Linked DNA regions of Homo sapiens: region 2 is linked to region 1. The links are chromatin contacts, found by Hi-C or POLR2A ChIA-PET in ENCODE. All regions are on one chromosome and are shown on one strand. Each heading gives the region's core, a stretch centred on a gene start or an enhancer-like site at or near the end of the contact. The rest is flanking DNA. Distances are from core to core; before and after follow the strand shown.

Evidence for each region. A loop is a pair of places that touch in the nucleus more often than their neighbours do. ChIA-PET counts read pairs that join two places held with the same protein, here RNA polymerase II (POLR2A). Pooled maps may share reads with other maps.
Region 2: a map of endothelial cell of hepatic sinusoid shows a loop between it and region 1 (3-fold over the local background). The contact joins two enhancer-like sites. A Hi-C loop is called at or near these places in 1 of 168 maps with a recorded cell type or tissue (endothelial cell of hepatic sinusoid) and 3 of 50 pooled maps. POLR2A ChIA-PET finds 5 or more read pairs at or near these places in 5 of 52 experiments (CD4-positive, alpha-beta memory T cell, Caco-2, activated CD4-positive, alpha-beta T cell and 2 more).

Annotation. Positions count from the first base shown.
Region 1 is chr3:56,823,203-56,826,796 of GRCh38, reverse strand. It overlaps a transcript of ARHGEF3 not described here. Among named protein-coding and RNA genes, the nearest start is that of ARHGEF3, 23 kb to the right of the region's middle. Within about 2 kb of position 1,593, at least 2 of the 41 ENCODE cell types and tissues checked have a DNase peak (open chromatin) inside an H3K27ac peak, as active enhancers do.
Region 2 is chr3:56,885,199-56,888,710 of GRCh38, reverse strand. It overlaps a transcript of ARHGEF3 not described here. Among named protein-coding and RNA genes, the nearest start is that of ARHGEF3-AS1, 53 kb to the left of the region's middle. RefSeq lists a silencer at 1,121-1,180. Within about 2 kb of position 1,615, at least 4 of the 41 ENCODE cell types and tissues checked have a DNase peak (open chromatin) inside an H3K27ac peak, as active enhancers do.

The DNA.
Region 1 (3,594 bases), core at 344-2,843:
AGCAGTGAGTTCTTCACAGTTCTAGTTAGAAGACCTTTAGTCTGATACTTTGGTAGGGGTTTTCCATCTGCTGAGCTGGTAAAGTGTAAAATGTGAGGTTCAGGAGTGGGCAACTAAACAAATGAAGCTTTTGGAGGTAGCTTTGGATACTTATGAGATCCCTGACTCCCCATGCCATCAGCCTTCAAAACCTAACCTGTGAAACATCCTTGACATTTTCCTACTTTCTTCTCTTTGATATCGTTATGAAATAATTCCTTAGCCCTCATGGGTTTGTTTTTGGCCAAAGTGTATGGCTGTATCAATAGGTTATTATGCTTGTCTCCTAGTCTCAAAGAGCTTATGATCTTGTTGAGGGAAGCAAGACTTAGATATATAATATAAATCCTGAATAGTGCAAAAAAGTAAGAAGGCAGCTACTCATTTATGTGGTAGAGTCTCTTTTGTATATATTTGAATCAAAATGCTTCTAGTTGTGACAGAAACATAGCTCAAATTTCTTTAAGCAAATAGAGAATTTATGTTTAGGTAACAGAAAAGACCAGGTGTCATGCTTATGTAACAGTCAAACCTTCAGGCATGGCTGGATCCAGGTGCTTATTTTTGCTTAGGAATCTCTTTTTCTCCTCACTTCTCAGCTTTCATTTTTCCTTGTTGCTTTCATTCTCAGATATGCTCTCCCCTTCTGGTAGAAAGATGACCACAAACAATGAGTGCCAAGCTTACCCCCTTCTAACTTAAGGGTACTTTCTTGTCTAGTTTCTCTTGCAAAAATCCCAAGCCTGGTTCTCATGCCTCTTCCTGAACCAGTTACTAGAAGGAACTGAACCAGTTACTAGAAGGAAGGGTTGCTGATTGGTCAGTCCTGAGTCACATGTACTCCCAAAGAAACTGATAGCAGGCTCAGTCCCATTTTAACCATAAGCTCCGAGAATTGGGGAGAGGCAGTTTCCCTAAAGAAAGTTGTAGAGCCATGATCAGAAAAGGGAGGAACCAAAGCTGAGTGAGCCAAAGCCCCAGAATGCACCGCAGTATGAGCTGCTTGTTCTTGAAGCTCTTAAATAATTGGCTCCAGGTGGCCAGCATCACAAACAATGAAAGTCTTGAATAGAGTAGATGGACTCTGTTAAGCCTATAAAAATGAAGCCTCACCGAGTTGCTGTCATGTGATAAGAGCAATAACTTTAGTCGATTCTCAACTGCATTACAAAATAAAACTAAACAAACAGAAAATGTTGCTGCCTATTACTGATGATGGGTTTCTGAGATCCTAAATGGAATTTGTCAGAAAAGCTATCATCATGTAATTGGCATTTGTCAAATACCAAATCCCAGCAGAAAAGAACATAGAGAGGGATTGTTTCCCTCTTCCCAACTGCTGACTATAGTTTGGAAAAAGAATGAGGTCTCAAATTGGGCTGGATTCTTAAATTGGTGCTTTTGTGAACGTCATTTTAGAACTCATTCCACACCTGAATATTCTATAGCTTGTGAAGAATGTGGCGTGGAGTGCAGGGGTCTCTGTAAATGGAGTGGCATGGCTACTTTGTTGGCTGTGCCAGGAATATTAGCTGACGTTTACCATGCCTGGCACTGTGCCCTGTGCCTTCACTGCATCATCTCATGCAGTTTTCACAATAGCCCTATGAGGGAGGTACTCTTTTCATCCCCATTTTATAGGCGAGGAAACTGAGGCTCAGAAAGATTACTCACTCACCCAGGGTCTCAGAGCAAATTACTGGTGGAATCAGAATCCAGACTGGGGCTGCTACACTCCAGTATATGGATTCCTAACAGTGCTGCATAATTAACTGGCTTGTGTCACCCTGACCTTGTCACCTCACAGAGTTTCTTCACTCTTTTTTACAGGTATACATCGTTTAACAAAATCTTTAAACAGTGATGCCACTGAAGTGTTTTACTCTGAGAATCCTGTTATATCATTAGCTCTTAATGATGGGCTATAAATGAACTCCTAGATTTTTCTAATCCATTCCTTCCCACAGTTTCCAGAAAACACCCTAAACAATTGCTAAAGTGGACTGGATAGTAGTTCATTCCTCTCATTTTATCTTTAGGAAAGAAGGCAAGCACGTGGAAAGCTGACCAAGCTGGTCATCAGCTCTGAACTTAATAATTGCCAATAATCTTCAAAAACAGTATTGAGCTGTGAGACCTGGTAATTATATACTAGTGTGTAAATGGTTCAAAGGCTAGGCTTTTAAGCAAATTTGGGTTTGAATCATAATCCTGTCACTCTGACCTCAAAGAAGTAGTAGAGCCTGACCGAATCTCAGTTTCCTCATCTATAATGGGAGTCATTAGAAGGATTGAGCTCTAAAGGTTGTCCTGGGGATTAAAGGAGATGATACTTACAAAGTGCTCAGCACAATGCTGCCCCTAATTGTGATCAAAAAAGCCTGGCTGCTAGTAAAGCAACCATTTATGATTACTATTACTATTGTTATGTCCCATTCTTACTCCTTCCCCCTCCAAAATAAATACCACCACAACAAAATCTCCATTTTTATCACTGACATTTTGTAAACATCTTTTTCTTTGCAGTGGTTTGCAAAGCACCTTGCAATTTCCTCTCTTCTTAATTCCTGGAATTCTGTTTGAACTTGAATTGCTTAAAGCTCTCTGTTAAGCAAACTATCTCTTGTGTTTTTTCCTCTGATGTCCACAGGCTTTGAAACAGTAGCTTTTCCATAATCTTTGACAAAAGTTTGCACTAACTCCCTGAAGGACTGGTTTTAGTACAGCCTTCTCGTCCATCTGGCTCGTTCTGTTTTTTTTTTTTTTTTTTTCCTTTCCTCAAGATCTTTTCTCTTTGTTTAGTTTTTTAAAGGGGAATCTCTTGAAAGTCTCCTCTAACATATTCTTACTCCCCTTTTCAAGATTAAGCTGTTATCTTGGTGACAGGTACTGACAAATACCACATAGACTCACAAATGGTCATGTGGTTTGGCTCACAGATTAGTGCCTTTTTCAGGTGATAATTATCCCCTGGGCAGTTACAAAAGCTTTGTCATAAGAAGCTGATTATTTATTGCAACCCTGGTTCTGGCAGTTAAAATAACCTGGGGTCTAGTTATTTGGGGTTTTCTTTCTCTCCCCAAGGAACATCTCTGGAATTCATTTATGGCAAAAGAAATACACAAGGGCACATATCAGCTTTTTAATCAAGATAACCTCCCATCTGTAGAGCATTTCATAGATTCCAAAGCACTTCCAAGTCCACAATCTCCCAGTGAACTTGATTCTGGGAGCCAGTCAGATGTGTCTTTCCAAGCAAGGTGAAGGGCAGGAGGAGAAAAGTGAGAACAGGAGGCTGGGCTGTGGGGTTGGATTTTGAGGTGATTAGCAGTCTGGTAGATGCAGTTAGGATATGCCTGGCTGGACCATGACAAGATGGAGAATTGGGGCTCCTGCTTTCTGGTGACTTTTTCAGTCATGCTAATAACAAATGACCTGTGAGAGGATTTCACAAGACTCAGAGAGAACTTCAATCATTAAACAAGCCTTTATAGATTCATTTGAGCTGTTGTCTTTTTTTCCCTCTTATATTTAAGACATACATTTATATTGTAA
Region 2 (3,512 bases), core at 366-2,865, 62 kb before region 1:
GGCTGGTCTGGAACTCCTGACCGCAGGTGATCCAACTGCCTCGGCCTCCCAATGTGCTGGAATTACAGGCGTGAGCCACCATGCCTGGCCCCTGGTTGCTTTTTTAAGAAGCAGTGGTAGGGTTTTTTCAGCACTTGAGCACTTCTAGAAAGTGGTCTATAGCAAATATATAACCTGCAGGGCTAAGGACTTAGAGACTACATGCAGGTCTATTGTGCCCACAAATTCTCCTCTGTAACTGCCTTTCTCCCCACCCCCATATAGGCACGTGGCATTGAGACAAAGGGGTCAGGTGCCCATTAAGTTCATTTAGGGTTTGGTTCAGCTGGATGTTCCCTTTCCATCTGAGGTGTTATCAATCTTGGATTACTTGCTCTTAAAGCACAGAGACTGAGTCCCCAGACTGTCGCCCAGGGCAGTACATGGATAGATTCGTTGGTCAGGGATGTGCCTCACCCTTGAACAGATCTGACATTCCTTTTCGTAGGAGTGGAAATGGCCAATGTCCCACTTGGACCAATGTCTAAACAACTGTAATTTCTTTTAACATGTCTGTGCATTTTAAGGAAAATAAATGCCCCTGCTGGTAAGAAAAAAAAAAAAAAAAGCTCTTATTTGAAAAACAAGAATCTTAGCTTGAATGGGCAGGTTTTTTCTCCAAGGAGATTTGAGGTTGAAGAATTTAAGCCTTCAATGACCTTCACTTTTGAGGTTTTTGATTTAATTTTGGCTGCCCTTTTGCCACCAGGTGGTTAATGAAAGGGAAAGGTGTCACCTCAAAAACACTGGCCTCCTTTATTCATTCTTTCTTTTAGTCACCCATTTAGAAATTATTCACTGACCTACTGCTCAGCACAGGGCACTGAGGGGTTAAAGTTATGTGCTGAAATCAGAGTGCAGAGACTACAGCACAATTATTGGGCTCACCGAAGGTGCTTTGTTTTCATGGTTGAAAGGGAAGTGGACTGTGCCTTTGCTTCAGTAAATTTGACAAGAATAACAGGGTGGGTCCTTGGCTCCTCAAATTGGCTGGGAACCTGTCAGACCAAGTGTGCAAATGCACAGTTCACACACAGTGCCCTTCCTGCCTGGGAACGCCCCCAGGTAACTGATCAGTGGTTTTTTATGCAGAGGAAGTAAAATGGCATTTTTTACTTCCTGTGGGCAATTCATAACAGGAGCTGCCACTTACTGTGCACTTACTATGTGCCAGGTCTTGTCACCCAACATCTATGATCCTCACAACACCCTAACCTGGAAGGCATTATTTCTACTCTACAGATAACATCCCAGAGTCTCAGCCTCCTCCTGATACCTCCCAAGATCCCAGGTATAATACTGTAGCCTCCCAAGGCAGGAGAAGCAGAACTCAAGAAGGAAATGGGGTTATTCTAGGCAGCGGGACGCCCTTGCTGCTGTGCCCCAATTCGTTCCCCAGCACATGTTGCTAATTGTGATCACAGCATTCTCTGGCTTGCTATGCTGTGCAGTCCTTCTCAATACAGTGCTCCAAACAAACACTACCAGACATTCTGGATGGCAAGTGAGACGTAACCTATTTGCCACCAGTGCTTGCCACCAATGCCTGCTACCTGATAGCAGACACTGATAGCTCTTAAAACTAGAAAGGACCACAAAATTGATTTGGTCTAGACAGTGTGTGCTGTGGTCTTGAAGACCAGTCTCTCTAGTAGAATAAAGGTTATTTTCTTGCCATATTCCTCATGCTCAACACCTTCCTAGACCTTCTGTGCAGGTCTGATGTGCCATCCCAGACTCTGGGACGGGACAGCATGGTGGGGAAGCACATAGTTTGAAGTAGGAAAGACCTGGATTTGAATCCAGGCTCTGCCACTTGCTAATCATGAAACCCTGGACAAATTCCTGCCCCTTTTTGAGCCTTCATCTCCTACTCTGTAGAATGGAGATGATAACCATTATCCACCTACCTCATGGGGTAGTTATGAGGATCAAATGAGATCATGCATATAAGGATTTAGCTCTGTGCCTGACATGTAGTGAGCGTTCAATAGGCTAAAGCTTTCATTATTATCAGTGTGAATTATTAGTAGTAGTAGCTCCAGTGAAGTTCAAAGTGAGTGCCGTGTCCTGTTGCACTCTCTGCTTTCTGAGATGCTCATTTGTTTATGTTTCCGTGGCTTATTTCCAACTGGTGATTTCTTCCATGAGCTACTCTGTAGATCACTGGCATGAGGTCAACACCCCAATATTCTAGAAATCCCAGTTCCTGGGTAGAGCGTGAAATGTCTTTATGTGGTGTTTCCATCTGTACGCCCTTCTTCACCAGGTCCTTTCTGTTCTCTCTTCCTGTGGCCCTCTCGAGTTGGGCAATTAGTGAAGAAGACAAGCAAAGGGAGGAGGACCAAGAGGATCAACAAAATCCAGAAATCCTATTTTAAGGGAAGCTGGCTGTGTACCAGGGATTGTCCCAGGCTCTGGGACTGTGAGCATGACTGACCAAGTCCTGCCTTCATGGGCTTATGTCTCATGAAAAGGTCAACCAAAACCCAGAAAACAATTAAATAAAATTATCTTTCTAAAATGGGTCTGCCCTGCTAGCCTCTGTCTTAGCACCTTATCTGACTCATTCATGACAGAGATCACAATCTGTAATTACTTTGTTTTATTTTTACTCCAAACTAGTGGGCAGGGAACATGCCTGGCTCATTCACTGCTATATCCAAGGACCCAGAATGGGGTTTTGCGTGTCAAAAGTGCTCAGTGAACACAGAGCAAATGAACAAGTGACTTAGTGATGGTTTGTGAAATTTTCGTTCTGAGCCCAGAGTTTAAACTTCAGGCTACTTTTTTGTTGCTGGCAGTGGTCAGTCACCTCCCTATGTAAGAAAATTGAAAAGAAAATTCATTTTCATAATTCATGCAGTTTTTATTTTATAAAACATGTGGGTTCCTTAAGGAGATCATTCTATCCCAGATTGACTGTCTATGGCTGAATTAAAAAGACCATTGGAGGCCATTTGTCTTCTGGATTTGACACTTGGAGCAGGTGGCAGTATCTGGCAGGAACTGGGTTGGGGGAACTCATGAGGCTTGGCTCCAAAGCTGGGTAGTGTGTTGAATTGGTCTGGAGAGGGCTGCATGCCTGTGAGGAGAGGAGCTTCTCTTATTATTCACTTTCCTGCATCAATGTGCATCTAGGCTACTGTCAACATGTCAGGTTGACAAAATCATTGAGCTCAAGGAATGGAACTGTAGCACCATAAAACTCAATAATCTGGTAATACCAGGTTGCAGCATGTATCGGTGTAGCCTATGGTCTGGGCAATTCATAACAGGAGCTGCCACTTACTGTGCACCTACTATGTGCCAGGTCTTGTCGCCCAACATCTATGATCCTCACAACACCCTAACCTGGAAGGCATTATTTCTACTCTACAGATAACATCCCAGAGTCTCAACCTCCTCCTGATACCTCCCAAGATCTCAGGTATAATACTGTAGCCTCCCAAGGCAGGAGAAGCAGAACTCAA